Linked DNA regions of Mus musculus: region 2 is linked to region 1. Evidence: chromatin loops called from intact Hi-C (ENCODE). Cell type or tissue: heart. All regions are shown on one strand. Links, peaks and the distances in the headings refer to the core of each region. The heading gives the core; the rest is flanking DNA. Region 1 overlaps Rnf220 (ring finger protein 220). Region 2 holds the start of Gm40231 (a long non-coding RNA gene).

The links. Peaks named below come from ENCODE experiments on the same cell type or tissue, not always from the same donor. Only the 100,000 strongest peaks of a DNase experiment are listed, where the experiment ranks them.
Region 2: a loop joins it to region 1, with 1.9 times the contacts of the local background. A loop is called at or near these places in 7 of 42 quality-filtered maps.

The regions. Positions count from the first base shown.
Region 1 is chr4:117,474,463-117,490,513 of GRCm38, forward strand. Rnf220 (ring finger protein 220) reads right to left here. Exons shown (of 15, transcript NM_025739.3): 2 at 15,127-15,868. The coding sequence starts at 15,751. Among named protein-coding and RNA genes, the nearest start is that of Gm12827, 13 kb to the right of the region's middle. In heart, for the core only: a CTCF peak has its summit at 10,124; DNase peaks (open chromatin) are centred at 9,649 and 10,219; H3K4me3 peaks cover 1,552 bases; H3K27ac peaks cover 2,314 bases; H3K27me3 peaks cover 1,330 bases.
Region 2 is chr4:117,315,146-117,331,196 of GRCm38, forward strand. The region is part of intron 2 of Rnf220 (ring finger protein 220); the gene reads right to left. Gm40231 (a long non-coding RNA gene) reads right to left here and starts at 4,285. Exons shown (of 3, transcript XR_868035.1): 1 at 1,827-4,285; 2 at 1,365-1,487; 3 at 1-475. In heart, for the core only: a CTCF peak has its summit at 8,827 (motif pointing right); a DNase peak (open chromatin) is centred at 8,866; H3K27me3 peaks cover 4,928 bases.

The DNA.
Region 1 (16,051 bases), core at 5,311-13,310:
GCCGGGTGTGGTGGTACATGCCTTAAAAACAGCATTTGGAAGGTGGAGACAAGATGACTGGGAATTCAGGGTCATCCTTGGCTACACAGAGAGTGTGAGGCCAGTCTGAGCTACATAGCCCACATCCACACTGCCATTTCCTAATCCTGTAAGGAGATGAAGAGCAAAGGTGTGTGTGTGAGTGTGAGTGTGAGTGTGAGTGTGTGTGTGTGTGTGTGTGTGTGTGTGTGTGTAGGGGGTGGAGTGGGGTGCAGCTCAAGATACTTCAAACCTGCCCAAGTTTTTAGTATCAACTGGAGCTAACACTTACTGCAGATGTATTTGATGCTAAATATTGTTCCTATGAGTCTGTGTTTATTTTATATTAACTCATTTAACACTTATAACAGCTCTGTTGGTCCCTTTCATCCTGAGGACTAAGGATCCAGGAAAGGCAGGCACATCTTCCACAGTTCAGAACTGGCTCTTATAGCTGCAGCCTTGCCAAAGGCTCAGAGGCAGACTTCACAGCGCTACATAAGATGTGAGCAGACCCTAAACCGCCACCCGCAACCCCAATCCCGGGGTCTGTTTGACAAGCTTTTCTATTTAGATCATAACTAATCATCTTCAGGCTGTGCAGTAGTACTGGAAATAGATACAAATAAGACACGGTGTCTAACACAACATAGTAAGGATGACAAGGGCTGTGAACGGGTCAAACCTGCGGAATGTGAGGAATACCGCCCTATCAAAGACCCTTAAAATCGCTTCAAGTACAAAGGCGGACACATCAAAGCACTGCAGCTGCAGCCGGCACACAGTGAGCAGCTTCTTCACGGTTTTATTTTATTTGTTTATTTTTATTTACTTAGGACCCTGGGGATTGATCCCAGGGTCTCTCTCATGCATGCTAAGCAAGCATTTCACTACAGAGCTGCACCCCCAGCCTTCTTTGTCTGTCCCTTCTTAAGTGGGACCCACAGACCTCCCTCTCCAGGGCTGCTTCCTTCCTGTTGACTCTGAAATCAGTCAGCCTGGGTTCAAATCTTAGTTTTGCTACTTCTGTTTTTGTGACAAAGGGAGTGTTGTGTAAGCACTCGGTGCCTCGATTTCCCCCACCTGTAAGTGGATAGCAACAGTGACCGTCTCACAGAGAATTTTATGAATGTTAAGTTACTACTGGGAAATGATGAATTTGTACCTACAAAGCACTCCATATAATCCTGACACCCAGAAGGCACTCAGAAGGAGTGAGCCATTGTTAGGAAGAATACTATGCCCCTGCCATTCTGCCTACAGTCGTTTCGTCTGCAATAAAAATACTGGATTTAAACGCATCTGCTGCGGTTAGTTTAAGGGGTAGGAAGTCTCTGGGACTAAATAGAAGGAGAACAGTTCCCCTGGGAGGTAGACGGAATAACCCTGGAACTTGTTAATTAAGATCTTGTTAATGAATCTGCTTGTTAATGGTCTATTAAATAATCGCACAATGAAGTTTACCTCAGGAGTCAAGTCTCTTTCAAATGCTCGCTCTTTCCAACCCTCCCTGTCCAGCTCTGACTGACTCAGGTCCTTTCCAGTCCTTCCCAGTTCCATACAACCCTCTTGGTACGGAAGGCATGGCAAGGCTATTACAGCCTAAAGGAGGGCAGAAAGCCTTTGTCATCTCCATTCTGGTCGTCATCCCTCCAGCCGGGATGGCATGCTTCTGACCTAAATTTGCCCACACAGAAGAGGAAGGAAAACCAGAAAATGAAAACATAAAGGCTCCCCAAAACTTTGCTGAAAAGCAAAGCAATGGGTGAATTCCTCTCGCAGGGCGCCTGGACACTTTTGTGTTGATAGATAGTGGCCTGTGAACCTGCCCTCAGACAGTCTACAGAAGACAGGTAACTTTTGTCCCGACCACTGAGGAAAATCACATGTAAATGTCAGGGAAATGGACTCCTTACTGCAATCCAATTTCAAGGACAGATTGTGAGTGGTTCCCTCTAGGTTGGGCATTTGGTTTCTTCATTAACTATTTGGGCATCCTATGGCTACTTAGCATTTTAGACACAGACTCTAGAAAGTGTGGGTGGGTGGGTGTGGCTGTGGTCTATATGGCTGTTTTTAGATTAGAGAAGGCACCATGTTATCTTTTCAGACTCAGAGAGCCTATATAGGACAAGGGTTATTCTCTCTCTCTCTCTCTCTCTCTCTCTCTCTCTCTCTCTCTTTCTCTCTCTCTCTCTCTCTCTCTCTCTCTCTCTCTGTCTCATTTTTCAAGACAGGGTTTCTCTGTGTAGCCCTGGCTGTCCTGGAACTCACTCTGTAGACCAGGCTGGTCTTGACCTCAGAAATCCGCCTTCCTCTGCCTTCCAGGTGCTGGGATTAAAGGCACGGGCCATCACTGCCTAGCTATTCACCATCTCTTCTTTCATAGACAAGAAGATGATATGCAGAGAGACAAAAGTAACTCACCCAGAGCCACATAGCTTGCTGAAGTCACCTTTCACTTTCTAGTCATCTCTTCCTATGCAAATGTTCCAAGGGGCACCCAGCCCTGTGCTGGCCCTCAGCAGGCAGCCTCAGCAGAGCTCAACCATGGTTCTGCAGAAATCTGTTAACTACCCCAGTCACCGTGGAGCCAGAGGCTTGCAACACGAGGGGACACACTGGACAGAATGATAGCAGGCCACAGATGTGGGCTCATGTCAGAGGGATGGGAGAACAAATAATTGTACTACAATGTGGTGCTTAAAGCAGGGAGGCTATTTTGAGAAGAAACACCACCCCCAAATCTAGATGCATAGTTAACAAAGGTGTTTCTCACCCACAGACATCTGAAGTTCCTGAGCCTCAGACTGAACCCTGTTCACATTCCACTTAACCTTCTACCCTCTGGCAGATTCACCCAAGGGGTTCCAACGAAAAGCAAAAAGCCAGACAGTGGTGACTAATTCCTCCAACCCTCTGAGCCTTATTTCTGTACAAATAAGCATTTGAAAGCTCCGGGGCTGGAGAAGAGGGAAGGAGGCTGACAAAAACCCCAAACAGAAGCAGCACAACAGCCCTGAGCACAGTGAGCCCTCTGCAGCAGCAACCAGCAGACAGCTGTTGGCTGGAGCCCAAGGAGCATCAAGGCATGCTGGACTCCTGCACATCTGGCTAAGCACCTCACACCCCTCTGCTGGGTTGCCTCATAATGACAATATTGCACCAAGAAAGGGAGGTCTGAGCATGCGCAGTCGGCTGATCTGTAATAATAAGAGAGGCAGAGGGGGATGAAGACGAGAGGACAAGGGAGAACTGGGAATGGCCGAGTCAGAGGCAGCTGGACAGATGGTTCCATAGCAGGAGGCTGAAAGAAGGTACTGCTGGTTCCCAGGACCCACATCTTCATCCCTAGCCTCCAGAATCCCTGGGTAGAACACAGTCTATCCTTTCTAACTAGTCCTTAAGCCCTCCCTTTAAGAACAAATTCTTTTGCAAAACCTTCCCTTCAGTCTTGCATGGAAATCACCAGGAAGACTCCTTCTGAACTCACAGTGGTTCAAAGACTCAGAGGAACAAGTGCAATGTGGGCCCTGGGAATCTGTATTATGGAGGACAGTCGCTACCAGTCCTGACCCTCTTCCTTCTTCCTCCCCGTCACCACAGGTGCATGAAGCAGCTCACTTGTGAACCCCAGTCACCGGGCTGACTCCCTGTCCCGCGGTCCATACACTCACGATGCTTGTTCAAGGGTCACTTTTCCCACGTGCACATCCTCACTATTCACGCTGAACAAGAGGCCCTCAAGAAGAGGAAGTGGGATCTCGTTCTCGGATTCCCCTGCAGACAGCACCGGGCCAAACGCTCTACACACAGAAGCGCAGGAAATGCTGTGAATGTGGCGAGATGAGGAAGATAAGAGGCAGGGAAAACCACAGACAGGCTGGTGGAGGCCCCCACTGCAGGAACTGCTTTTAGTGTCTGTGCGCACCAGGCTGGGACAACGGTTGGCTCTGCTATCTTTTCACTTCTTCAATACTCTTGGCTCTAACCTACCCTGTGAATGGCAAGCCTGAGCAATGTTCCTCCCACTGGAAACTTTGCCAGGAGATGGTGCCAGGAATCTAGGTGCTTAGTGAAGGCCTGCCAAGTACTCTAAAGTCGTGAGACCTATCATATTTCTGTGGAGTACCAAGTATAGACTTGACCATGAACTTTGGTAAAAAGACAAGGGCCCTTATCTACCTGACTAAACACCAGCATGATAAGGCCTTTCCTTCTCTCAGGAAAAACATTGCTGGGTCCCTTATTCTCTGCCAAGTTTGGTTCTAGCTTCTGCTGGGATTTCTGATATTAAGATACACGTTATATGTCATCAGATACTATTTTATAGTGACTTATCTTTGGAAGGCTACTTTTCCGTTTTGTGTGTTTGTTTGTTTTGAGACACTATGTAGCCATGATTGGTCTGTTGCTCCCTATGTAGAATAAGGCTGTTCTCAAACTCATAGAGATCTACCTGCCTCTGCCTCCAGAGTATTGGGATTTCAGGTATGAATCACCATGCCTGGCTTAGAAGCTACTTTAAAAGCAGGGTCCTCTCTGGTGTTGGGCCTCAGTATCATCTAAACACCAAATGGATGCTGTCAAGAAGGCCTGAATACGGTACCATGGTTATCTGAGGTCACGTCTCAGATCCTACTGTGGAAAAATGGTATTCTCAGTTTAGTCAAGTCCCTTAGTCAACCCATGCCAGCTCTGGAGTCCTTTCTGCCATTCTCAGAGGCAATATTCCATAAAAAAAAAAACAAAAAACAAACCCCCCCCCAAAAAAAACCAAACCGTTGTCCCAAGCTGCTTTGACTAAATAACAGCCCGATTTCTGATATCAGCTTAAAGGTTGCCTGCTTCATAGATACCCGAATCTCAGATGAGATCAGCTACTCCTGCTTCTAATCCCATGCTGGCTTAGACTTCTCAGCAGTAACACCTTTCATAACGCTCTTCAGATGCTAGCTGAACCTTAAGTTCCAGGACAGCACAAGCGATGACTATCCCTCTTATTCACCCTTCCCTCCCCAGCACAGAGCCCAGTGCTAGGAACAATGTAGATGCCTGAGAAAATCGGGCTGAATGATCAACCCATGTATTCTCTACCGGTGACATGCTCTACCATCATTTCTACCATCCTCACCCACCAGCCAAGAGGAGGAAGCACCATTCTCTTTGCAGTACCAATATCTCACAGTAACAAAACTGAGCTCCCGCCAGGAGGTGCACACCTTTAATTCCAGCATAAAAGAGGTGGAAACTGGCGAATCTCTGCGTTCAAAGCTAGCCTGGTCTATAGGGCAAGCTTCAGGATAGCCAGGGCTATGCAGGGAAACCCTGCCTTGTAAAAAAATGAAAACAAAACAACAACAACACCCCCAAGTTTTCTAGGACCACGACAATGCAGAGACCATGATCAAAGTGTGATACTCCAAAGGGTAATAGACCTTCACCCAAAGCCCATGCCTATCAGCCTTGAGCCAGCTACCGCAGACTGCAAGGTCTCCTACAAGTGACCCAGCTCCTCCTGGTCTGAGTTCTCTCATGAAGTGACCAAGGGAGGAAAGCAAAGAGCTGTCCGCGTCACAGTGGGAAGACAGAAAGAGGTGGTGTTAGCAACCCTGTGGACAGGAAAGGGTTAACCCGGCATGTCAAGGTTCCCACCCCACCCTGTAAATCAGCCTTGACTGCTGCTGGGGTGAATGAAGCCCCACCAGGTCGGCCTGTCAGGAAGGAAGCCCATGCATCCAGACTTCTGTTGTTCTAAGGATTTTTTTTTTTAACTGCTCAGGAAGGAAGCCCAAGCCTAGCCCCTGCAACCCTGCTAATTCCTCCCCTCAGCGTGTACCACTGCCTTTGCCTCTGGAGTCACCTCCACTCCCCTTTCTTCTCTCCCACTATTCCTAAGGAATGGAACATTCTACCATTTGGACTTCAGTCTCAAAATTTGCCTTCCCTTCAAAACTGAAAATGAGCAGGATCTGGTGGCATGCTGTAATTCCAGTATAGAGCAAGCTGAGGCAGGAGGATCATTACAAGTCACAGGGAAGTTCCAGACTAGCCTGGGCCTCAGAGCGAATCCCTGTCTTAAAACAACAACAACAACAACAAAAACCCCACTTAAAATGAAGAATGCTCTGTATGTGTTTGCCAGCCACACACCTCTATGTCTGTGTGAGAAGAGAAACTGGTAACTGGGAGCAGAATTTGGTGGACCCATCATCCATGGAGATGCTGTGGCCCCTAACAGGGAGCCGCAAAGAAATCCATGGAGACAGCTAACTGCTAGCCAGTCTCTGGTGGCTGCCACTGACGCACACTTATGTGAACATGGGACCTTCCAAATATGAGCTACTGTCTTGAACCACAGCCTTCAACACAAGGTCCTCAGCTAGAGGGTTGGTCTCGTCCTTGTCCTTTCCCCACAGACGTGCAGAGTCATTCTCAGATGTTCCCTAGCCCCATGGGGCTTGCTTTGACAAAGAGAGAGGCACTGACTTTATTTGTGGCCCTGACTAATGGCAGCCAGGCCTCTTTTACTCCCTGGAGAATGAATACAGGCACTACATGCATAGGAGGTCTGTCCCCGCCTAGCCCCGCCCCCCCTAATCCCTCCCTGGCAGCCCCCCTGCCACAGAGCTGTGGCTGTATTTCTCTCCTGACCTGCAAGGCCCCTCCAAGCCCCATCCTAAGCCTCCCCCAAGCACAAACAATCCATCATGCCACAGGACTGTGACACACACAGATGGGGGGAGGTTCACGGATTTGTCTCACACAGGCAAGGAAGGGGGTGAAAGTGTCTGTGTAACTTAAAATCTACGGACGTACTAAAACTCTGGAACTCTGCATTCTAATACTAGTTAAATACCACGCTAGCAAATCTCATTAGGCAAGGCCCAAGCCACCATCACTCACAGATTCCAATTCGCTATTTATTCCCAACACTATGTGATAATGCAAAAGTCTTGACTAAGAAAGCATCATAAGACTGAGGTTCTTTGGCCTGGGCCACTGGATCTCTAACTTAATCAAGTCCCTTCTGGACTTGGACACCCAGTTTATCTAACTCTTCATATTTACTTGCTTGTGAATAAACCCAGGGTTAATCTTGGTGGCCGGATGATAATAAAGGGAAGTGAAGCAGCTGGCCATCACAGAAAAAGGCTTGATCCACAACCTCCCCCTCCCTCCCTCCCTCCCTCCTTACCTCTTTGTGTGTTACCATAGGTGGAGTGGGTGAGAGGGTCCTTTGCACATGCTGGCCGCTAATGACCCCTCCGTGTTTGGCTACACTGGGGTTTCTATCAAGGAAGAATCATCTACCACATCGTCCTGGGAATGACAGCCATCATTACATATGGACACTTAATGGTTATCTATGGATCTGTGATCATTCAGTCCTTCACAACAACTTTGTTAAAGGCTGTGTGAGTCCCAACCTGCAGGTAGGAACACTAAAGCCTGGACAGGTTAAGTAATTTGCCTAGCAAGTAAGCTAAAGGGTCGTAACTCAACTCCGGAGGCTGCGTTCATTGACTATCACATCCTACTGCCTCTTAGCCTTCCCTGTGAAACTCCTTCAAGTTGAAGCTCAAGGGGCCCCGCCCAGCTTTTATTCCCTCTAACAGGTATTTATTATGCAAGGCTGCTCTGACTTGATTTAAATCAAACTCCAAAAAAAAAAAAAAAAAAAAAAAAGCAAGGTCAAATGAGAGTAATACAGGATTAGCTGGCACCTAAATGAGAATCATATACCTGAAAATAAAGCAGAGGCCTTTCTGGGGCTGCTCCTGCTCGCCCTCACCCCACCCCCAGCTCTGTCCCTGCTGCTCTGAGATAGATGCAAAGCTATCAGTCTCAGCCACAAATGGATGTCAGTAGGGAAAGACAGTTCTCATGAGGTGAGCCACAGAAGGCTTACTGAGTTTGCTGTCTCTTGACACCGTACTACAGGGTCCTGTCATCCGGCCCCCCACTTCAGTTCCACACTGACCATGGAACATCGGAAAGGCCAGACGGTTCTATGTGTCTACATAGCTCCCAAATTGCTCCATTACTTCCAGCTTCAACCAGAATCTAGACAAAAACTTTTAAACACACACCCAAAGGAGATAGGTGTAGAACCTGGGTCTCTGAGCACCATACTGTGGGAATGCATATGGAAAGAAGACACTCCACTCTTGAGTTCCCAGAAGGTTAGGAGGAAAAAAGTAAAATCTCAATTATTTTTATGTTATGGGAGTGTTTTACTACCCCCAAGTAATCAGTAAAATAAGTCTGTGTCTGAAGAAAAGATTTCACATATTTCCTGAAAAAAATCTCCCCACCTTTATGGTCATCAAGTGCAAGGCCTAAGTGAGGCCTCCTTCTTGACTTGAGCCTGCATATCTTTAGAATTAGTGTGGTCTTATAGCGCATGCATAGCATGCTAATGGGAACTTCAAAGTCTAGATTGTACCTAGATCCATATATTTGACCTTATCTAAAATGTACAAGCCCTTTGATATGCTTGTCACCACTGCAAGAAACACATACACACACACACACACACACACACACACACACACACACAGAGCCCTCACCTTCCTAATACCAAAACTAAAATGTATTTATTTAAAAAAATAAGTTTAGTCCATTGGGTAAGGCTGGAATGGGATAAATTCCTGCTATTTATCCAGCCTCTACCAGGGTTATCCACTCCATATCCTTAACCTGGAAAAAGTATAATAAACTTCTACTCATTTATCTACTTTAAATTATTATTATTATTATTATTATTATTTTATAGACCAGGCTGGACTTGAACTCACAGAGATCCACCTGCCTCTGCCTCCCTAGGGTTGAGATTAAAGCCAAGCATCATCTTGCCTGACATAAAGTTCTTGCAGAAAAATTTTCTCTTTCCTCCAAAGAGATATTTATCAATCCCCCACCCAGAGCACACACTTTGAAGATAAAAACACGCTCTGTTCAGTCACAAATGCACAACTGAAGTGACACTTTTAAAATTTGTAAGGCACGTTGGCAGCTGAAGAGCAATACATTATCCAGAAGTTTGCAGCTGATCTTTAAGAGGGATAAAAATGGTGCTGAGAACGATTGCAGCGCGTGGGAATATTCAACTCCAAAAATTATGGTTATTTTGGTGTTAAAATTGTGTGGGTTTTATGATGACATGTATCATCACCCCAAATCCCAAGTATTTATAACGAGTAATGCCAACGTGTGGTCTGATATTTATTAACCTAATGCATGTGGTTTATGGGTTAAAACCAAGAAAAAAAATTAAAAATTTCAATTCGATTAAATGAATTAACACTTTCAATCTGGAGTATTCACAGATGTTACATTTTATCTTGTGCTAATATTTATTGAGCCGATGGTGGTGGTTAGTAAAGGGTTAAAAATTTTTTTTAAAAATAAAGATATAATTTTATTTTTCAGTTCTCTTCTAAAGAGGATAGAGGGCAAAGAGCAACTTTGGATTCGGTGTGAGGTTTTGTTTTCTTTGTGAGGTTTTTGTTTTGTTTTCAAACAACAAAAAAGGCGGGGGTGGAGGAGTCTACCAAATAATCAACCTGGGGCCGCTGACCGGAAGGCAGTTCCGGACAACTTCCCGTGGGAAGAGTTCCAGAAATTGCCCTGACTTTAAGGAGTCCCGCTGTGCTGGCTGCGAGCCTCCCAGCGTTTTAGGCGACCGCGGCTGCCTCGCCCAAATACCAGCAATCCTGCAGATTCACCAAGCCCGGACTTGGGAAACACTCCCGGAATATTTTACAGATTCGAAAAGCAAAATTAAGGCGGGAAATTATTTTTGAAACCGAAAGGAGAAGCCTCAAAGCTGTACTACCCAAAGAAAAGCTGGGTTCACATGCCTGTGCACAATCCATCTAGGGTCCCCCACGTCCTCGGCCCCCTCCTGGTTCAGTGCACACCCCACTCCATGGCCACTCGCACGCGCGCGCGGAGTTCCAACCACTCCCTGCACCCGCCTGCACATCTCGCCCGGTCGCTATCATTGCCAAAGAACTGGGTTCTTAGAGCGTCGTGGGCGCGTGGGGACGTGGAGTGCGGGGGTAGGGTGTCGCACGGACCTTCCCCGCACCCTAGAGGCCGCGCGCGGACTTCTCCTGAAGAGCGATGGCGAGGTCATCCGCATCCCTAAAGCGCTTGTGGAACCACCTGGCCACAGGCGCTGCCCATTGGGTGGCCCGGCCTGTGCGCGCGTCCCCGCGCCCTCCCCCACGGTCAATTACCAGCCACCTCGATGCGGGCAGCCAGGCGCTGGCTGGCGGCCGCGAGGAAACGGCAGCCCGGATCGCTTCTGCATGACAATTGACTCTAGGGAGGGCGCTCGGCTAGGAGGGAGGACAGCCCCAGGTCCGCGTCTCACCATGGTGATGAGGCATTCCCTCCGTGAGAGGCGACCGCGGGCGAGGGCCGGGGAGAGCGGCCGCCAGAGCCAGCCCGGGTGCCGGGCGAGCGGCGCGCAGAGCAGAGCCAAGCCAGGCCAGATGGCTCTGTAGCCATCGGGGACTGCTCCGGTTCAGCCCGGCCCCACTTTAGCTGTGCAAACATTTCTTTATCCCAACAAGACAATTAAACCCAGCAGCATGAAAGGGAGTATCCGTGACTGTGTTGGGAGTGAACAAACGGTAACAACCACACACATCACAGGAGTTCTTGCCCCGCGGGAGAAGGGGGTGGGAGGAGAACCCAAAGCAGCTGAGCGCATCACAGGGCTAGATCTGGGCAGGCAGAACCCAGGCAGTCAAGATACAGGCAACCCTCTGACCCCTCTTTCTGGTCAGTGGCTGACCCTTCACACTGGTCATCTGCTCCAGCTGCAGTCCAGAGGTGGAGCCTGGGAACTAATGTTCCCGGCCCACACCAATCCCAGAGCCTTTGGAAAGTATCCGCTTTATCTCGCCTCTATGATGTCAGCTGGCTTTCCAAGCTGCTTTTGGCCTAAGTGGGCTAGGCTGATTGATAAGGTCTTCCATGGCACGTGCCTTTATAAAGGCAAATCTAGAGTGCAGAATACCATCTCCAATCCGGGCTTTTGGGACCTGGGGCTGGCTGACTTTCCAAATATATCAAAGATGAGCATCAAGCAAGACAGGAGCTTCTGGAAGATCTCAAGTTCCCCCGGCCACAGGGAAGACTAAGGGGAGAAGACCAAGGGTAAACACTAATGGGCGCCCCTTCCCGGGGTAAACCAGAAGGCAAAGCCAGCCACAGCTCCACATGGACAGTTCTGATTTCTCTCAGGCCTCCAGTAGCTTGTATGCTAACCAACTCCAATTTGGGGTTAGATAAGAAGGCCAGTCAAAGACAAGTCAGGCAGGGATCTGGGCACAGGGATGGCCTGAAGAAAGCCACCAGGAGAGGCACATGTCAGGCCCCAGAGTACACACTGAGAGAGTAATAAATGTAGGGATTCTACCACCAGGCAGCACGTAAGGACTTACCTTCTCTTTTGCTGTAAAGTTTCCTTAATGAGGAATGTTTATTTTAAAGGCCCTGGGAAACACATCTATAGACACTTCATATGTAACGCACAACATGGGCTATTCGTAATTGGCCCATAAATTTTAGCGTCATTTCCCTGGACAAGGAGCCTTGGGGACTGGTTCAGGGAATGACAATAAATGGGAGTTACCTCAGTCTCCTTCCTGGGGAATTTTGCATCCTTCACGAACAGCTTCTCACAAAACCACGTCTCCCATTTTCCAGGACAAGTAAGTCGGTCCTGCAGCGCACAGGCCTCCTTGCTCCACAGGGCCCAACACCTACCTTGGGGTCACCTGCAAACCCAGGTGGGTGGACAGACAAGCAACAGGAAGTACCCGCTAAAAGAAAGGACACCACCCAAACGGCTATACTTGGGTCTGTTGGTTTTTTTCCTACGCACATTTAATCACAAAAGAAACCCTGCCTATCAGCACAGCAGTTAAGGGCTGAACACGTGTGCATTACAGCATGTCTGCAGGCTTTGAAAGGCATGTGGACATATCTGCATATGGAGGCAAACCAAGAGCAGGGGGTGGCTGCCACAGTAAAAACTGTCAGTGTTTCCATTATAAAAACTGATTTCCAGCAACCTAAAATGCAGTCCGAAAACTTCTCCACCCGGTAAGGAAACTGCACACCCATGCTCACCCCACCCCACCTACCAACCAAACTATACATTCTAGGAAGCCACGTTCCCGCTTAGCACTTGTACTATTATATTTAATTAAGACTTAAAAAAACATTCTATGAAAAAAATTGTCTGACAGAACTGAAAAAAAAAAGCCAACCATATCAGAAATTAATTCTAAATTTTAATAATTACAAGTCTAAAATATACATGACTCAATTTGGCAATGTGAGCACATGCAAACATCCTGTGCCGATGCCCCTCTGAACAGTTGCTCTCCACTCTTCTGGCTTCCCAACCCCCACTGCTGCCCCATCTGCCCCTAGCTCTCGCTCCCTTTGGAAGCAGTCTTGTATACTGTCACTCGATTATCTGAGAAATATTACTTATTTCAAAACGGTTCTGTAGGGAGGACCCGAAAGGCATCTAGTGGGGATAATCAGGCCTCCTAACGGCCCTTAAATATGTATTTACATAAAACAGACCATAAATATTCTGAGACACGCCGGGTGTATGACAGGAGCCAAGAAAGCTGCCACTGACTTTTTCACGGTGCTCTTCTAGGCTTCCTTGAAGAAAACGTCTCTCCTTCCTTCCAAAAGCTCAGAATCAAAAGCATAGGTGTCGGCCACCTGCATAGCCTCTGCCCCTGCACAGGCAGCAGCTATAATACCTAAGGCAAGGAAGGGGAAGGGAGCACGGATCCAGGGCCACCACTGGGGGACAGTCTCCTCTTCACTTGGTGCCTTTGTTTCTGGCTAAAGATTAGTCCTAAATACAACCCTGATAATCTGGGTGCGCAAAGGATCCTGTACTCCCAGACCTTCCTACAAGCTTGGGCTCTGTGCACAAGGGAAAGAACACAGAGTAGTCTATAAAGGAAGGATATTTTAAACAAAAGGAAAGAGGATTCCCGTTCATATGACAATTTGAAATAAAGTTTCCTCACCCTTCTGATCAGAGTCCCATTAATTTCAAGGTCAGAATTCCATTTCACTTGGGAGACAGACTCATTTAATTTTTCTCCACCCAGGCGTATTCCTGTGTGAGGGATCCATCTCCACGGGGGACGGCACCACCATACAATGCAAACCAGGCAAACAGAAGAGTTATGGCTTTGACACGCAGAGGGGAATGGATAGCCACATCCATGGGTTCTGACTTGACTAACAAGCTTGCTCCTGCTCTGGCAGTCTGACACCGGTTTGGGCTAAAATGATAACACACTCAAAGTGAGCTGGGCTTGTGGGGTGAGGAGAAAGGAGTCTTGATCTCTGGGTGTCACTTTATCACACCCCGGATTTCAGAGGATTTCATTTTCAACTTGTACTTGGAGGGAAAAGTGGGGAAGAGCTGGTCACACCCTAACCCAGCACAGCTTTAGCAGGGGCCAGCTTCCAGGAGCCTTCCACATTCAACAAAGGAAAACAGAAACAAAACAGAAAACCAGCCCAGCACAAGGCCAAACACCTGTCTGGCAGGTACACCCAGGAGCAGGATCATAGCACCTACTAGTCAACAGAAACTGAGAAGGTGACAGCCAGAGGGCTTCGTGGCAGCTCTGCTGACACACAGCCGCAGCCTTTTTCCCTGAAGTGGGGAGGTCTCTGGCTTACAGACACTGACATAAAAGACACACTCTCAACATATTTCAAAACCAAAGAGCGATGGATTTACAAGGCAGGTTGATTTTATGGTGACTTTTATTGAAAAGGTACGCTGGGTGTAGGCAGATGCCTTTTAGCACAGGAAAGTTAACACAGTGCCTAATTCAAGGAGACAGCCTGAGGAAGCAAGGCCGACAGGGGAGAAAGCAGCAATGTCTCTATTACTCTCCTCGGCATCATAAAGAGAAGAGAGGGGGAAAAATGGTGTTCATGTTGGTGGTTAGAGCAGACAAGAGCACAAAAAAGCAGAGGAGAGGGGAAAGGGAAACCTCAGATGTAGTTTTCTTAAGAAAATAAAATGAAGCAAGTCTTATAACAAAAGGTTGGAGGGAAAAGCACCCTCAGTTCGTAAACTCGCACCAGGCCTGAAGAAAGCTGTTCTGTCTACCCACAGCCCCAAAGCTTCGAAACACAATTATTTTCTGATTATATCAGAGTAGAAGACTGCATGGTTCTGCCCTCCTAGTCTACAAGTTCCCAAGAAAGGTTAAGTTGAAACGATTAGCAAATGTAGCCAGAACCTACCAAAGCACCGGGGAACATGAGAAAAGCCATTTCGTAAGCAGAAATTAATAACAGTTGTGAGCATCAACCATAAGGCCATCACCTGGGTCAGCTATGTCTAGTCCTAAAAGCTAGCCCTGGGATAAGCATCCAGCAAGCCTTCTGAGTCCCAAGAGAAGTCAGCTTTCTAGCCTCGTGATCGCAAGGAAAGCACGGCTGTTTGAAATGCTTTCTGGTGAGTGACGACACCTTTGTCCTTCTGTGAAAAACAACCTGATGCCAACCCTAGAGCAGAGAGCTGAGAAAATAAAGTCACCTGGAGCATGCTGGCTACGATACAGCGGGAAAACAAATATATATATATATATATATATATATATATATATATATATATATATATATAAAAACACTAGCGTCAGGGGACCTCATGAAGACAGCAAAGACGGGCGGGGTGGGCAAATTTCCTTGGGCCCCAATTCCCTGGGAACCTATGCTTTCTAATAAAATGACTTTCATTCCTGTGAGTCTATGGCACCCTCTTCCCTCCTCAGTCTCCAGAGAAGCCAGGCAGGCCTGGCACTGAGACCAGCTTGCCTCCGGGTACCATCGGAAAACCTGCAAGAAGTATATATATCATTGATCATTGAGGAGAGGTAAGTAAGCATCAGCCATCCGTAGCTGTCACAAGGGACAGAGCTGGCCTTTCCCGTCACTGGGAGCATGTGCGATGCTGCCAACCTGTTGAACACTTCTGCGAGGCAGGCTTACTGGGGGTGAGGAGGGGGTTCCAACCAAAGTACTTACATCTGTCATTCCGATCCTCTGGACTCGAGGAGGTTTCCCGGTCAGAGATGAGGCCAGACACAGCAAAGATCTTCTTCCCAGTATCATCAACCTTAAGTGAGCCAGGGGAGCTGGATGGCAGCTGGGTCCCAAAGTCATATTCCTTGCCATCTGCATCGGAGAAGCGCAGGTGGGGAGACTCTGTGTCATGGCAGTTCTTGAGTCTCTTGGCTGGAGTAAAGGCAGACTGATAGCTCTCCCTGTCCTCCGTGGAAGCGAAGGGACGGAATGCCCCCACACCACTGTGATTTAGCATACTGATTGGGGTGCAATCTAGGTTTGGGGGAGCAAACTGGGGGTGGAGGTGTAGTAAGGAAGGGGGGAAATCACGATTGGCAAAAGTGCCCGGCACCCCACCTTGCCGGTGGTACATAGAGGCAAAGGTGTAGGAGCCATTGGTGAAGGGAATGTGAACGTCCTTGTCTACTGAGACAGGTACACCAAAGGGTCGTGGCTGCTGACAAGGGATGGAGGCATCCCTGCTGGCCTCGGCAGTGGACGCCAAGACCATCAGTGCTGGGGACGCCAGAGGGTTGGGAAGATAGGATGAGTTCTCCATCTTGAAGGCTGCCCGGTGTAAGTCCATCGGAGTCTCTTTCGATGGCCGGTGTCACACAAGAAGCAGTCTTCCCTGGAAGGGAGGGCGACCTGCACCTTGGATCAGGGCGAGGATTATTACTGGGGAATCATGCCCTTCGAAGACCTGCAGGAACAGCAAAGAGGAAGAAAAGACGGGGGAGGAAAGTCAGGGGGAGGTAAAAAAAAAAAGAAGGGAAACCCCCAAGTGATTGAAACACCATCCTTCTGGCTTACAGATGCTCGGGCAAGAGACACCACAGGCTTTAGGAGCCAGTGGGCAGCAGCAGCAGACCGTTTTCATTCAGGA
Region 2 (16,051 bases), core at 3,855-11,854, 160 kb before region 1:
ATGTTCGTAAGTCATCATTTGTCAGGATTAATAGGCATCCCTGGTTGAGGAGGTGGGGGTAGGGCAGGCAGCGAGAGATGTGTATTTAGCTGTGGCCCATACTTATCTGCAGGTGCCCAAGGGTGCCCTGAAAACAGCTGTGCACCCACTTACCCAGACCCCAGGGTAGCAGCTGGCACTCACAGGACAGAAGTGACATTTTCAGCTGTCCCAGTGTCACTTGGAACCAAATAAGCCTATTTGTCTCTGCTTCGGGCTTGCCAAACAACCAAGAAGATGTAGCAAGTCCCAATTCCATAAGCCAGAGTCTCTTACTCGTCCCTTAGGTCTCAGCCTAGAAGTCTTTCTCCCAGGCAGGCTTCCCTCACTCCCCAGACCACATCAGGCATCTCCTCTGTGTTCCCAGAGTGTTGCTACTTTTCCAGCACATGTGTTGTTGCCTGTTCTGTGTTACCATCTTCAGAATGTGACTTTCCTGAGGGCAAAAAAAAAATTAGCATGGCCACTGCTACAGCCTCGGCATCTGACGGAGGGCAGGGTGCCAAGTAAAAGTAATAGTGAGGGGAGAAATCAATACGTATTCCTGAATTAACAAATAAAGGATTACCGACCTTGCCAAATCCCTAGAGATGCAGACATTACCCTGGAGACAACGGCTTTCTCTGATGCTTGTCTAGTCTGGTCAGTCTTTTATTCATGTTCTTCCTTATCTAGTTCCCCTCTTCCCACAAGGCATGCACACACCCCCCTGCATAGCGGTTGGTTCCATAGTCCACTATTTACCTGGGTCTAATACATAAGAATGACAATTCAAGCTCACACGCCCTTGCTGTCCTCCTCCTCCCTCTTTTCTGCCTGCAGATGCTTGGATTGGCATTCACTACTCATTTTCTGTGGTCTCCTTTGAGCTCCAGGCACAGGGGTGTCCTGACTCCTATCATGATGGATGCTAGTAACTATGTCTAGCAATACAGTGTGTGTGTGTGTGTGTGTGTGTGTGTGTGTGTGTGTGCCGTGGTTCTCGCACTGAGCCATGCTAGACTCCTGGGTGGCCAAACATCTGCAGGGCTGCCAGGTGGAGGGCAGCCTGTGGAAAGGTTTAGGCTCAGATTTAGGCTCAAGCTGGAGCAAAAGGCTCAGGGCCAAAGCACAATTAAATTCACTTAGTCCTGGTCATGGAACCTGAAGCCTTGGGTCCATGATCCTTTGCTGGAGCCAAGGACATCAACTATCAACTAATCTGTTGAGGACTGGTGGTGCTTCAGGGGCCACAGCTATTTCACATTCCCAACCATGGATCAAAACCATAGCCCCTTTTCCATCTGTAGAATTACAATTCACTCCCCACCTCCTTTCACTAATACCTTCCAGATAGTTCCTGTGTTCAGATGGAACACTGGTGCTTGGGGCAGGTGGAGCCTCCCAGTGGTCCCTGGGATTAGGCTCTACAAACTGCAGGAAGAGGCAGGATTCAGGAAATCATCCACCTATGAACAATGCACACATACCATCTCAGATGTCTGCACAGACAAGTGCTTCCACTAGAGTGGGCACGGGGACTCATGGGGTCGAGCGCACACACATACCCACCCCAAAGCGCATATTCAAGTGCAGCTTGATTACCCCGGACCATTCCGCCCAGCCTATGGATCCGTGCCTTCCCTGTCAACAGCCCAAATGCTAACTGTACTGTTTCAAGAAACAAAACTTCAAGTGTGTTTTACCCGCTGCTGCCTCTGGCTCTGGCTCTGGGCTTATAAAAATAAAATGGGAGCCTCCACAGCTGTGGACTATAAATCCTGAATGGTCGAGGGAGGCAGTGTTACCTGCATCCTAGGCAGATGGGTGGAGTGCCCGCGATGATGGCAAGTGCTTGTGTGTCTGGACCCACAGCGGGCCAGATGCTTAGCCCCAGGCATTGCCTGTTGGCCCAGCCCAGGCTGGCTGCTTCTCACAGACCTGTGCAATCAAAAGAGGTAGATCCCTAGGGAGAAAGTAAGGGCTCAGCTCAGGGGACGACAGGGTAGAGGAAGAGAAGCCAGGGGTGGGGCTGAGGGGGAGGGAGCAAGGCAGCCACGCGCGCCCGTGGCTGAGGCTAAGGGGGCCCTCGCATCTGGAGATCAATTAGCATCAATTACTGACTTCATTTAATTGTCGTCCAAGATGAATTTGTCATTTTTAGCTGGGAATTAATGGGAGACCTTCACCTCTCCCTGGCAGCAGCAGAGGAGCCAACAACGGTCACCTCAGCCTCCGAGAAGCTCAGCATACAGTTTAGGGCAGGGGCAGGCAGCTGGTGGGGCTTCAGTTCCTGGGCAAGCTCGAGCCTGACCTGCCGGAGCCCAGGGCCAAGGTGGAGGCCTTAGGTCCTGGGTAGCCGTCCTTTGCCGCCTCTGGCTTCAGCTAGAAATTAATTTGCTGGGCCGAGCATGTTTACCTTTTCCCAGCAAAGGCGAGTCGGTAAACAGCAGCCCGGCGGCTGAAATTGAATTGATAACTGCATCAACGTGCCAGATAACGCCTAAAATAATACGCCGATAAGGAAATTCGATTTGATTTGCTGCTGCGCATCAGATTGGCCCCATCTGTAGCTGCCTGTAATCATTTTCAATTGCGTTGGGAAACCTTATTTGTCCTTAAATATTTCTGTCATTTTTCATTGCTGGCGACAGATCCTTAGGCAGGTGGCAGGGGTGCACTGCTTCTGTGGGCGCAGGGCGGCGGCCCAAGGAGGAGGGGTGGTGGGACCAGGAGGGAAAGAGGCAGGGAGCAGGCAGCCGGGCGGTGACAGCTGTTCCTCCAATCAATCACGCTGTCGACAGGGAGGGACGACTGGCTGGCAGAAATTGAGTTTGCCTCACAGGGGACGATTGAGCAAATTAATAGCCCATTAGCCAAGCGGTGACCTGAGAAATGAAGGTGCAGGGGTTCCTGCTCACTCAGGCCGGCTGGGGTGGGGCAGGGCAGGGGAAGGGTCCAGGGAGGGGACCACCAGGGAGGGTGTGAGGAGGAGAGATGGAGAGATGAACGTGAGCACACGCGCGCGCGGTGGTGGGGGTGGGCTCAAATGGAGAGGAGATGATGCAGGAGGAAAACATGAAGATAGAGGCACAGGCAGTCCCAGGAGTGATGCTCCCGGCCAAGGGGGAGAGGCGCTGGCTGAGTTCTCCACCACCTTCTCATGAGGACACACCAATGAAATCCTCTCCACCCTCAATTCTGGAGACTCCCTTTGCTTTATCTTCTTAGGGTTCTGGAACGCTAGCTAGTCCTAGAATCGCCATTTTCTTGCAGACCTGCTTTTCTGTCTTCTACCTCCATGTTCTTTGGGCCTGTCGGTAGGGCCAGGGTCTTGCAGTCCACCGCTTTGCCCTGTGAGCCCTTGGAGGTTAAGCGCCACTCCTCAACCCTCCTTATAGGACATGTCTCTAACTCCCACCACTGTGGGCACTTGCCTGGACCCCACAACGCATCACCTCTGTACCCTCTGGCCAACATACTCTACTTCTGTACTCTCTGCCTTCTTCATCATCTGACCGCCCTCCTTTTGGTCTCAGACACATGGACGGCCATGAGCAGCTGGGGAAACCACAAAACCACGCAGATATGTGCCAATAAAAATTCCGTTTCCACTCTCAGCACTACTAAACAATCCTTTTACATCCTTGGTCAGCTGTCTCCCCTTCCCCAGAGACAATTCCATAATATTTTTACCACTTTGAGGCTCATCTCCTTCTGCTTCCCCTTCCTGGGGCTTCGCGTTGCACTAGAATCTGGAATAAGGCGTTCTTGGGCCCGAGGTCCTTTAAACCCTCTCCACCCTCCTCCTCTTCCTCCTCCTCTTCCTCCTCCTCCTCCTCCCATTCCAGCTTCCCTTGGGGTTCAGAATCTCACTCCAGCTTAAGTGTTGTGTCAGCCCCCTCTCTTCTGCATCCTTTGCTTCCCTGGAGAAGCATGGCTCACACATCTCCAGTGTCTCCCACAGTACAGTCACATCAACAACCCACCTGTCCCTTCCTGGAGTGAGTGTCCTCTCCTTATCTCCTTGCCTCACTGCAGATACTTCAAAGACTTGCTTGCTGTTTATACTCTATTTCCTAGTCACCTCTTTGTGTGTGTGTGTGTGTGTGCTCTCTCTTTCGCGCTCTTGCGTGCACGTGAGCATGTGCATGTGGAGGTCAGAGGTCAACCTCCAGTGTCATTCCTCAGGGGTCAATTACCTTGGGTTCTTTTGTTTGTTTTAAGACAGAGTTTCAGGCTGGAGCGATGGCTCAACGGTTAAGAGCACTGGCTGCTCTTCCAGAGGTCCTGAGTTCAGTTCCCAGCAACCACATGGTGGGTGGCTCACAACCATCTGCAATGGGATCTGATGCTCTCTTCTGGTGTGTCTGAAGACAGCAACAGTGGATTTATTTATAATAATAAATAAATCTTTGAGAAAAATAAGTAAATCTACCCCCCCCCAAATAAAGACGGACAGTTTTACTCACTATGGAGCCTGGGCTGGCTGGAACGCAAACAGACTAGGCTGACCTTGAACTCAGAGCTGCCTGCCTCTTGAATGCTATGATAAAAGAAAAAGGTGTGCACCACCAGGCCTAGTTCACCTTGTTTCTTGAGACAGGCTAGGTTAGGTTGACTGGTCACCAGACCCTAGAGATCCCCTTGTCTCTGCCTTCTCGGTGTCGGGAGTACAAGCATGTACTACCACATCGCACTCTTCGCTGTTGTTTTTGAGACAGAGTTTCTCTGTGTAGCCCTGGCTGTCGCAGAACTCTCTCTGCAGACCAGGCTGGCCTCAAACTCAGAGATTCGCCTGTCTCCGTCTCCCAAGTGCTGGGGCTAAAGGTGTGCACCACCACCGCCCGGCTTACATTTCACTTTCTTGATGTGGGTTCTAAGGATGAAGTCGGATCCTCAGGAATTGAGCTGTCTCCTCAAGTCCCCTAACCAATTCTTAACTCACTACATCAATTTTCATCCCTACCACTCTATGGAAACTGTTCTCCGTCATCAATGATCACCATGGAAACTGTTCTCCGTCATCAATGATCACTGTCTGTCAAGTCTAATGGATACCCTAGGTAATTTATCTGTTAATTCAGTAAACACACAGCGAGTCTCGAATATATTAGATTCCATACTCAGATCTGGCAGTACCACATCTCTGTCCTAATGGAGCATGGAGTCTAATGAGGGAACAGATACAATCAAACACTCAACAATCCTTATATTGCAATTGTGCCAGAGAAAGGCAAACAGTTTTACGGAGCCAATAACGTGGACATTTCTATTGTTCAGGGCAATCCACGTAGGTTTCCCTGAGGGACAGCCCCACTTGAGATGTCCTAGCTGAGTTGGGGAGGAAGGGGCAAGGAGGTTGGGGAGCAATAATACCATATACGTGCTCTGCACCCAGCATTGAGCAACTTATCCTGTCCTGTAATCAGGGGCATACAAAGTTCTGTAGCTTGCCTACGGTTACTTGGTGAGGCGCTGTGTTAGACCGTCAGTGCAGGCAACGAAGTGCTTGGAGTCTGTGCTATCCACTCTACTGCCCCAATACTCTTTCGTGTCCTTGTCCCCATTCATATCTCTCCCTGTGGATGCCAAGCCCCTCCTCTGGTGTCATTCCCTCAGTTCCTACTCAACCATATATTACACTGAAACTTCTCCACTTAGACATCCCATGGGTCCTTTAAGGCCCAGCAAGCCTGAGGTGGGTGCATCTTTCTCTAGCTCTGCCTTCCCCCTGGTTTCTCTGTTCCGGGATGAACCACCATTCACAGCCTTCCCTAAATTCACCCTCTCCACACTTACTCTTTCTTCAGGCTCCTGTATGGAGTAAATTGCCTTCTTGGCTGTCTTCTCCTGTAAGGATGCAGCAGAACATCTCTCCTTTATCATGGGATGTTGTTCAGACGCCACCTTTGTCTATCTCTGCTGGTAAATTCCGCTACTCCATTGCTATCTCTACAGAGAGGAGGAGCCTCCTAAAATACAACTTGGATCCCATCATCCAACCACTTAGGACCCCTCCCATGTCATACTTGTTATCTCCTAAGGCCCTCTGCAGCCTCATATCCTCTCCAGCAACACCGTGTGGTGTGGTTGGACAAGAGTTAGCTCTTCCTCATTATTCTCACTGCCAACAACACCCGCCCTCGACACCCATCTCTTCATGGGCAACCTGTAATTCTTATCCTGTAAAAAAAAAAAAAAAAAAATCCTCTGATGTCTCTGCTCCTGGAAGACTTCACCAGACTCATTCTCTTTCCTTCTGAGTCAGGATCTCTCTATGTAGCCCTGGCTGTCCTGGAACTCACTCTGTAGATCAGGCTGCCCACCTCTGCCTCCCCAGTGCTGAGATTAAAGGCGTGCACCACCACTACGTCTGACTTTAGTCATTCTTTCTCGTTCCTTCACCTCATCTTTGTACACATGTAGTACTGCAGCTATGTGTTTATCTGCTTCCCTTCCTTGTCCTGAGCTCTGTGAGGGAAGGAGGGTGTCTGATTCATCTGGTATATTCAGGACCTGGTCTAGGGTTTGGTATACAGCAGGTATTAGTAAATGTTGAAGAATCCAATGACCAAGTTAACGAGGGAGGATGTGAAGGGCATGTGGGCGGGGCCTCAGAAAGAGAAGTGGGACCAGGTGAAGGAAGGCTGCCCCCATCACACTGAGAATGTCTTTTGCTTACAAGAACCTTTATTCAATAATAGTGAAATGTCCCAAGGGGTTCAAAAAAAGGAGGCTCTCTGTAATTGTACTTGCCTCCAAATCAAGAGTTCACAGACCCGATGGGAAACCAGTGACTGGTGAACATAGCCAGATAGTAAGGCTCATGCCTGGAAACATGGCCAGGTAGCTGCACGTATCAGAACAGACATCCCATGGGCTCCTGGGAGCCTCCGCCATCACGGAACCCTCTCCGGGCCTGTGCGCTAGCCCAGCACTCCACCCGGAACCCCTGGGCTGCGCTCTCGCTCAGCAATTTCCCTACCAAGAAAGCTCTAAGGGTTTCAATTACCGGCGCGTGGGATTTAGTGCCCTGGGCTTCTCTGACTGGAGGAGATTTATTTGAAGGTTTAGTGTCGTGGAGAATTCACGTCTTCACTCCCAGGAGCCCAGCTTCCGTCTCAAGCCCCTAAATCAGGAACCAAGATGGGCTATTGTCAGTTACCGCATTAGCCTCGTTAGCGGACCAGGAGGGGTGATTAATAGCAACGCACACACAGCCATCCTCCTAGTTGCTGCTCCTGCTGCTACTTCTGACCTGGGAGGGGGGTGGGGAGCAGCAGAGCCTGCTCCATGATGGCAACTCCTTTCCCAGAACCAGGCAGGAAAGTCCAGATCTGGGCGTGGGAGCAGTTAAAGGTTAGCAAGCCCAGCCTTTGGGGCCCAGCTCCTGGGGTGAAGGACAGAGGAGGAGCTGGACGGGAATATTTGCTTCATTTCCCAAACACTCTTTTAGTGGTGTTATGATGGGCCGGCGACAATCTAAGAACTGGGATGAGAGACAGGCGATGAGCAGGAGAAAGGACAGGAAGCTGTGTGTGGGAGCTGTGGACAAGGGATGTCGATGCAGGAAGGACACAGACTATTGTGTGTGAAGAACGTGAGGGGTGTGGCTGGGAGAAGGGTGTACCATGAGTTTGGAATCAGGCTAACCTGGGCTTTCAGTTCTGGCTACTTTATACATATTTATTTATCCACTTAACAAATTGTTACCAAGGATCAAGTAGCTTTTATATGCCCACACCACATTTTTCTTGGCTACAGATCGGAGATAATAATAATAATGATATTGCCTAAGAGAATGGTGTGATTTATGAGAGCAGAGTCGGGGCAGAAACGCCCTGGCACAGAGTACCAATACAGGTCAAGAAACGGTAGCTGTGGGGCTGGGGCTTATCTGTCAGTCTGAGTTTTCTTTTTTCTCTTCTTGTCTCTTTTCCCCTCCCTTTCTCAATCACCGTTGAACCACAGTATTAATTATTAGAACCAATTGACTGTTTAGACTCTGATGTTTTAACTAATCACCACTAATGGCAAGCACTGTGGGCAATCACATTCATTTAGTTCCCAGGCAAACCTCTTTACACAGAGCAGGCTAGTGGGAGGGGATCCAGCAAGAGCAGGGGTTTGGAAATGACAGGGGTGGTCTCTGCTGTCCAGATATAAGACCTTCTCCTGACAGCCCTGGTGAACCAAGTCCCTTGGGGTTAGGTCAGCTGAGACTTGCCTCAAATGTGGGTTGGTTTCCTTCCTGACATTTTTTTTTTAGCCCTTTGGCCCCAGTGTCCCCTTTGACTTAGAATTCTGTCATGAAAATGAGCAACGACTGACCACCACCTTGGATTGTAAATATCTGACACTTGGCCAAGCTGTGTTTTTAAACAGTGACTCCTCTAAAGGTCCCCCTATGGGAGACAGGCATTTAGATGCTCATCTAAATCCCAGCTTCTCATAGGGCATCGGTTGATGATGGGTGGAGCGCACCGCTGAACCCTGGCCATCTGGACCTGGGTCAGAGTGACAATAGCCAATGAACATGTGCTCAGTGCTGCTGAGCCTTGGCCAGGACTGGGGATGTGTCCTAAGCATTGTATGCCTGCCTTCTTTACTCCAAGGCCCCAGTTCCCAGCCTATACACAGCTCTGTTTCACACTGAACTCATGACCACTCTGTACCTCCTCCAAATTCCCAGAACGCAGGAAGGCCATCTTTAGTTCAGGGGTGGGGGGTTCAGGCTAGGAAAGGCTGGATGGACCGTAAAGCAAACGTCCTGGAGGAGGCGGCCTAGATGTTCATAGCCAGTAGGTGTCGCTGTGGCTCCAGCACTGGGAGGGGGTGCTAGGTAGGGGCCCTGGTGCTGTGGGTGCCCCCTGGCTTCCTGCCCCTGTCTCAGGCCTTCCAGAAAAGCTTTCACACATGCCTCTCAAACTAAGTGTACTCCGGACACTTGGGGGTCATGTGAAGATGTAGATTTGATTCACCAGCTCTGGAGTGGGGCCTCGGTGGCGTTTCTCAGAAGCTCCTAGGTGATGCTGGCCACTGGCTGCACTATGAGTGTCAAGGGCCCCCGACTAGGCAGCTCCCCGCTGGAGAAACTAGAGGCTCGGCTTTCCTCCAAAACCAACCTCCACCCTCCCTCTTATTTTGCTACACTAGGTTCCAAATCAGAGCCCATGGTAGTTACGATTTGAATCCTCTTCTTTTGGGCGGAGGCAGACTTACCCAAACCCAGAGGCACTCTAAACTGGAATCTAACTCCAGGTCTCTGAGCCAACTCTAGCCTCTTCCTCTAGCCTCCCTAAACTCACATCCAACTCCACCTTCTCTAGTTAGCTCCAGTTCCCAGGGGGTTCCCTCTGTCTCTTCCCTTCATCCTCCACCATAGCCTTTCGGGGTCCTCTGCTCCACTCTCCTCTGGATGCCAGACTATGATAGAGCAATGGGCAGTGGGGGGGGGGGTGTCTGAGGCCAAGGTGCCTGCATAGGAGCCACTGCTGCAGGCAGAGGAGATAGGCAGTCTGGCAATCTAGAGATGGGGCATGCTGCAGACTCGTTATCCCCATCCCTCTGCTTTGTCTTAGCATGCATGTGTGAAGGCAGCCCTGGCTTCAAGGGAAGGAGGAGGTGGTGTAGCTCTGTGGGGAAAGAGGCAGACAAAGCACCTAGCAAGGGTTTCCTCTCCACACCTACATTTCTATTAGGGCCTTCCTCCTTTTGTAAATTTACTTATATATATGAATACTCTATTTGCATATATGCCTTTATGACAGAAGAGGGCATCAGATCCCATTACAGATGGTTGTGAACCACCATGTGGTTGCTGGGAATTGAACTCATGACCTCTGGATGAGCAGCCAGTGCTCTGAACCACCGAGCCATCTCTCCAGCCCCTTCTTTCCTATTCTCATCCGCTGCTTGGGCTTGCTGGGCAGTAAAGCAGCAGGCACCTTAGAGGTGGCAGTTTGTATGTGCTGGCCATTTCCAAGGCTGACAGTCTGTTAAGTGGGAATGCAACTGAATTAATTAGCTGATTTGTAATTGGTTAATTGATCTGTAGGATAGCAATTGAAGTAGGAGCATGTTGGCCTTTCCAGCTGGAAGGCCACCTGCTGTGACTCACTCTTCAGATGTAGACTGCAGGAGCATAAACCCAGAAAGGGCTGCTTTCAAATGCACTGTCCCCTTTCATTTAAAAACTTGAGCCAGGTATGGTGGCTTACTCTGCAATCCTAGTACCTGGGGGGCTGAGGCAGGAGGCTGGCTATGAGTTGGAGCCTCGCCTAGATACCAGGCCAGTCTGAACTATACAACAAAAGACTACCCTCTCACCAAAGTGAAATAAATAAAAAAGCAAGCCAGTCCCTTTACTTGGGAAAGCTACCGCTAGGGTTAGAGCATGCCTCCACATCTACAAAAGTCTCTACTTTATTATGAGTCACTTTGCACCCTTTTGAATACCTTGAAAAAGTTACTTAATCCCCCTGTGCTTCACCTGTGTAGTGGGAAGAGTCAAGTCCCCACTTTGCAGGGCTGTGGGTAAAGACATTTGACTAATGTCAGGCTCTTTCAAGTCCTTTCGTTGAGTGTTTGCTACTATTATAGATCTTATCAATATCTTTGGATATTTAGTGCTTTAGGTAGGTACATTTTCCTTTAATCATACAGGCAAAAATCACTGTCCAAAAAACGATTAGGATCAGGTTTTCCCCCAGTGCCCACATGGTAGCTCACAGCAGCTGTAGCTCCAGTCCGTGGAATCTAATGACCCTCTTCTGACCTCTGAGGGCATTAGGCATGCCGAGAGTGCACAAACAAACATGCATACACATATACACATAAAATGTATTCGGTTTTTCAAGACAGGGTTTCTCTGTGTAGCTCCCTGGCTGTCCTGGAACTCACTCTGTAGACCAGGATGGCCTTGAACTCAAAGATCCCCCTGCCTCTGCCTCCCAAGTGCTGGGATTAAAGGCATGTGCCACCACTGCCCAGTTAAATGTTCTTTTAAAGAATAAAATGTTGGGGCTGCTTTAGTCTGGGTTTTGGGTGCCACACTGAACACACGTGGCAATCCCTGTCTGAAGCCCATGCCCACAGGGCGGAGGAGGAGTCTAATCTTCCCCTGTTTCTGCCTGGTCTGGGACATGAGAGGGAACAGGAAAGGACAGGAAGGGAGAGGTCAGCGCGACTCGAGCAGGCCCTCCCCCTCTCAGCATAGCTCTCTCCCTGCTTTCTCCCTTTCCACAGTCCCCAGGTTTTCAGTCCTGGATTCCATACCGATGCTCAGCCCTAGGCAGGATCCGGGCCAGAGCCAGCCCGAAAGAGGGAACAACAAGACTTAGGCAAGAAGCCTGGAATGGCGGAATATGGGTTCTGAAGTCAGGGAGACCTGGTATTGACTCTACCCTTAGGATTGCTAGTTATGGGCTGGAGAGATGGCTTGGCGGTTAAGAGCATCCTTAGGGGTCCTGAGTTCAATTCCCAGCACCCACATGGTGGCTCACAACCATCTGTAATGGGATCTGATGTCCCCTTCTGGTGAGTCTGAAGACAGCTACAGTGTACTCATATATACATTATATAAATACATACATACATACATACATACATACATACATACATAAATGGATTGCTAGTCATATCCTGTCTCTGAGCAGGGACCACCACCCACAGGGGCTTTTCCTCACCTAGAAGCTCACTCAGGATGATACTGGCCTCTCCATACTTTAACGAATAAATGATCCATGTCACCTAAAGCCCAGGGCTTGCACACTGTGAGGGTGCTGTTGAGGACACACATGGCTGTCCTGTGGGAGAAACCATGAAGCTGCTACGGCCTGGGAATGCAGAGTGACAGGGTTGATAATCTGCATGGCTCTTCCCCACTCAAGTGCTCAGTGGTCAACAGCAACAGGACAACACGGGCTTATGTCCTGAGGAAGGCAGCTGCTGGGGACAGGGGTGGAACAGAGGCAGCTGGGGGTGGAGAGGAGCCTGTTACCAGCTGCACAATGGATTTCTCAGCTACCAGCAACCCCTCTGGGTGACACCTAGCTATTACAGTTCTCATAGCCAGCTCTCCTCATAGGGCAAGAAGAAAGTATGGCTCCAGGGAGTGGCCCCTGCACACGCTAATGCTATGCCCTTTTTTATTTTTCCTCATTCCTGTCTTTTAAATTTTTCTTTAAAAATTGCATTGTATGTGTTCGTGTGTGCACACTCACGTGTAGGTCAGAGGACAAGTTCTAGCAGGTGATTTTCTCTGTACACTACATAGGTTCTGGAAATCAAACCCAGGCCATCCAGTTACCAGCGGGTACACTCTCCTGCTGAGCCATCTTGCTGGACCGGGTACACTCTCCTGCTGAGCCATCTTGCTGGACCGTTCTTTCCCCTTTTATCATGACCCATTCCAAACCCCTAAAACACTTGAGTGTTTGGGGCCCTGCTTCTGGGGCTAGAGAGGAGTGAGGGCCTGACCAGGCTGGGGATGGATGGGCCCACGAGACTCTACTGTAAGGCTGATGGGCAAAGAACTGAGCAGGAAGGGGGCCGGGGCTGAGACAGACAGAGCTTCCTAGAGGAGGTAGAAGCAGAGGGTGGAACGGACCATGGAATGGCAAGAGAGGAAAAAGTGGAACAAAAGCCAAAGCTGAGAGGTGACCTGCAAGCACCAGGCAGAGATTAGAGGGCAGAAAGACTAGAAGGTCCCTCTGGAAGTGAGCGGGGCCTCACCTGCTTTGCTCTGTAGGCCTTTCAGAGCCAGGAGGACAGACGGCCCATGCTGTTGAGCTCCTGCAATATTTAGACAGGGGCCTGACACCCAAGACTGGAATCGTTCTTGGTAGAAATCATGACTGGCCGCATCTTTCACCGTACCCCAATAAGCCTGGCCCAGTGTGAAGCATGAGAGAAGCAGTTGGATTATCACCCCCGTTTTACTGAGGAGACACCAGAACTCAGACTCGGAGAAGTCGAGCAAGGGGACCCGCCCTCTGCCTCTAGCACATGTGCAGCTGGAACTTGAAGGCTCCTGGTTCCTCAGCAAAACCTGCAGGTGTCAATGGACCACTGATGAACGGGCTAGCCTGAGCTGAGCGGGGTAGCCTGAGTTCTGCTTGCTTCATCCCCCTGCAGCTGGTCCCAGTGAATCCATAGTCTCTCACCGGTGGGCCTTCAACAAGATCTTTCTCTCTGCCTGGACAGCAACCTTTTGGAACTCAGCTCATGGGTCCACTCTTCCGGAAGCAGCCTCTTCAAGCCTTTCAGGTAGACAGGGTCCCCTGAAGCCCCCAGTTCTGCCTGATTGGAAGTCTGCTTATTCGGTTACTTTCAGCGGGGCCTGGTACTGTGATGGCTGCACACAGATGAGCGGAGAGCAGAGGTTGTCTAGTCATGGCTCTGGTGGCTGCTGCAGCATTCTCCAGAGGCCTCTAGAGCACTGTGCGAGGAGCAGACTCAGCCAAGTTGAAGCTCAGTCCAAGACCTGACCGATAGGGTGTGCCAGTCAGTTGTGGGGACTCATTTAGCTGGGGAAATGTCGACAGATAGAAGCTCCTGGAAGACCAGGTGATGGTGAATTTCGGTGGAGAGACGGCTATAAGCTAGGGAAAAGGAGTGGCATGGTAGAGGCAAAGACGGAGAGTAGAAGGCAAAGATGGAGAGTAGAAGGAGCCAGCCTTTACCTAGCTTCTCCCTGTCCAGCAGGGCATGGGCTTTGCATCCGATCGCAGGCTTCCTGCGGGTGACTGCCTGGGAGTCTGTCCCTTCCAACACGCTGAGAGGGTGAGCTGCTGTATCATGGACCTGTGAATCCTAGCCTGTGGTGCCCGCTCTCCCACACTACAGAAAATGCACTGTCTAAAAGCCACAGCTGTGCCAGCACTTCTGTCACACACAGGGGCTGCAGCAGGCGGAGTCCATCTTTGGCAGTACTATTTTCTCCTCATTTGTACCAAGACCCACAGCCTACACACCTTCTTGTAGTCTTAAGCCAGGGGGATGATGGCACTCATTTCTCTGCCCTGTACCCTCCAGACCAGGCATGCCAAGTACCGAGGTTTTGGATCTACCTATTCCCAGAGAGATGTTTGCTAGGTGGTTCCTGGCCTAGATATTGTTTATTAATGTGTGTTCAATTTAGCTATTAGAAAAGACTAAATACAAAACATTGAGAGTTTTGCGTTTCTAAGCCTTTTTCTTTCTCTTTTCCTTCCTTCCTTCCTTCCTTCCTTCCTTCCTTCCTTCCTTCCTTCCTTTCTCTCTCTCTCTCTCTCTCTCTCTCTCTCTCTCTCTCTCTCTCTCTCTTTCTTTCTTTCTTTCTCTCTTTCCATGAAGGACAGAGGTTTGAGGCCTCAGGCAGCCGAAGCTGGCCTCAAACTTGCTGCGTAGCTACAGGTGACCTTCAATGACCTTCCTGCCTCTACAGTACACTGCTGGGGTTACAAGTGCATCACCATCCTGGCTTCTCTCTCTCTCTCTCTCTCTCTCTCTCTCTCTCTCTCTCTCTCTCCTTATGCTGTGCTGGGAACTCGGGGCTCGTGTCATACAGCTAAGCACTTTACCAACTGAGCCACATCACCGCCCGGAGACAATAATTATTATGACCTAGGATCTTGTGTTGTTGTATGAGACAGGTTAAAGCGTATGCTGTTCGGCTTTGGAGGTGGACAGTCCCACTGTCCTCATTTCACAGAGGACAACACTGAGGCTCAGAGAAGCCTGCTGACTTGCCTGTCAGTGCCATTGCAGAAGTGGAAGGCCTGGGATTCTTGTGAGTGCCCCCTACACTGAACCACTTTACAGCTCCCTGGGGAGGGGCAGGCTGGAAAGTGCAAGTCTTATTTGAGTAATAGCTAAGGTCTCTCTTCTGACCAACAGGCCTTCAGCCTGGGCCACCCAGGGGGACAAGGGGAATTGGGAAGAGCAGAAGTTATACCCAAGCCAGGTGCTCCTCAGGGAAAGCAGCCTTGTCCAGGGAAGCTGGGAACATTCTGTGGGGAGGAGGGAGGTTGTGGGCACAGGAAAGCCATGAGAGGGTTGGTGGGAAGGTAGATCAGAGTGGTACTGGAGACCACAGGGCCTGAGAGTGGGCAGGCCACTAGTACTGCAGTGATCCCCTTGGTGGGGGGTGGGGATTGGCCATCTGCCACACTCCTCACACCTGGGCTGGAGCCCTGCTCATAGCCAGCCCTGGCTCCAGCCACCTCTGCCCCCTGGCCTAGCGGCAGGCCCAGCTGGCTCACCTTCTCAATCAATACTGCGCTCTTAATGGGCCCAGCCACCAGCACCAACCAGGGGCATTAAATGTTAATTATATCTATTTGGATTTGAAAAATTTTATTACTCGAGTTAATTATGGCTGGAGTCATAAAAAGGTTTCAGAGCAAAAGGGCTGCCTTATTGGGGCCACTTTCCCTAAGACAGATTGGAAAGGCAAAGAAGAAATAAAAGCATCAGGCTCAGAGGGCAGCCGCCCCACATCTGCCCGATCACGGGCTCCGGATCTCATCCTCATCCCCCCACCCCACCCAAGAGAAAGGCATGAACCCCCACCCCAGCCTCGCCACCACCCCAGCTGTGTTGGCACCTAGAATACATGTGAGGCCTGTCTCAGAATGGAAGGCCTCTTAGCCAAGTTCCTGAAGTAAGGATTCCAAGATTAGCCCAGGACGCTACTTCAAGTGGTCCAAATGCGGAGGAATACTCCCTCTCAGCTCCACCCAGCTCGCCTGATTGCTTCCTGCCAGCCCCTCTCTTGATTCATGGGCCTGACCTTGAGCTATAAAGTGCTCACTCTAGCGGGCATAGAGGCAGGATTTACAGCCTTGGGGTCAGCTGTAGGCAATGACACACACAATAGCTGACTCACAGGGTGCCCCATTCCCAGCCCACACATAACTCTTGCCCATACAGTATACACACACACACACACACACACACACACACACACACACACGCAAAATCTTGACAGAGACAGAAATGCACACTCATGCCCAGGAGCTATCGGACTAGCATCTAGTAAGGAGAG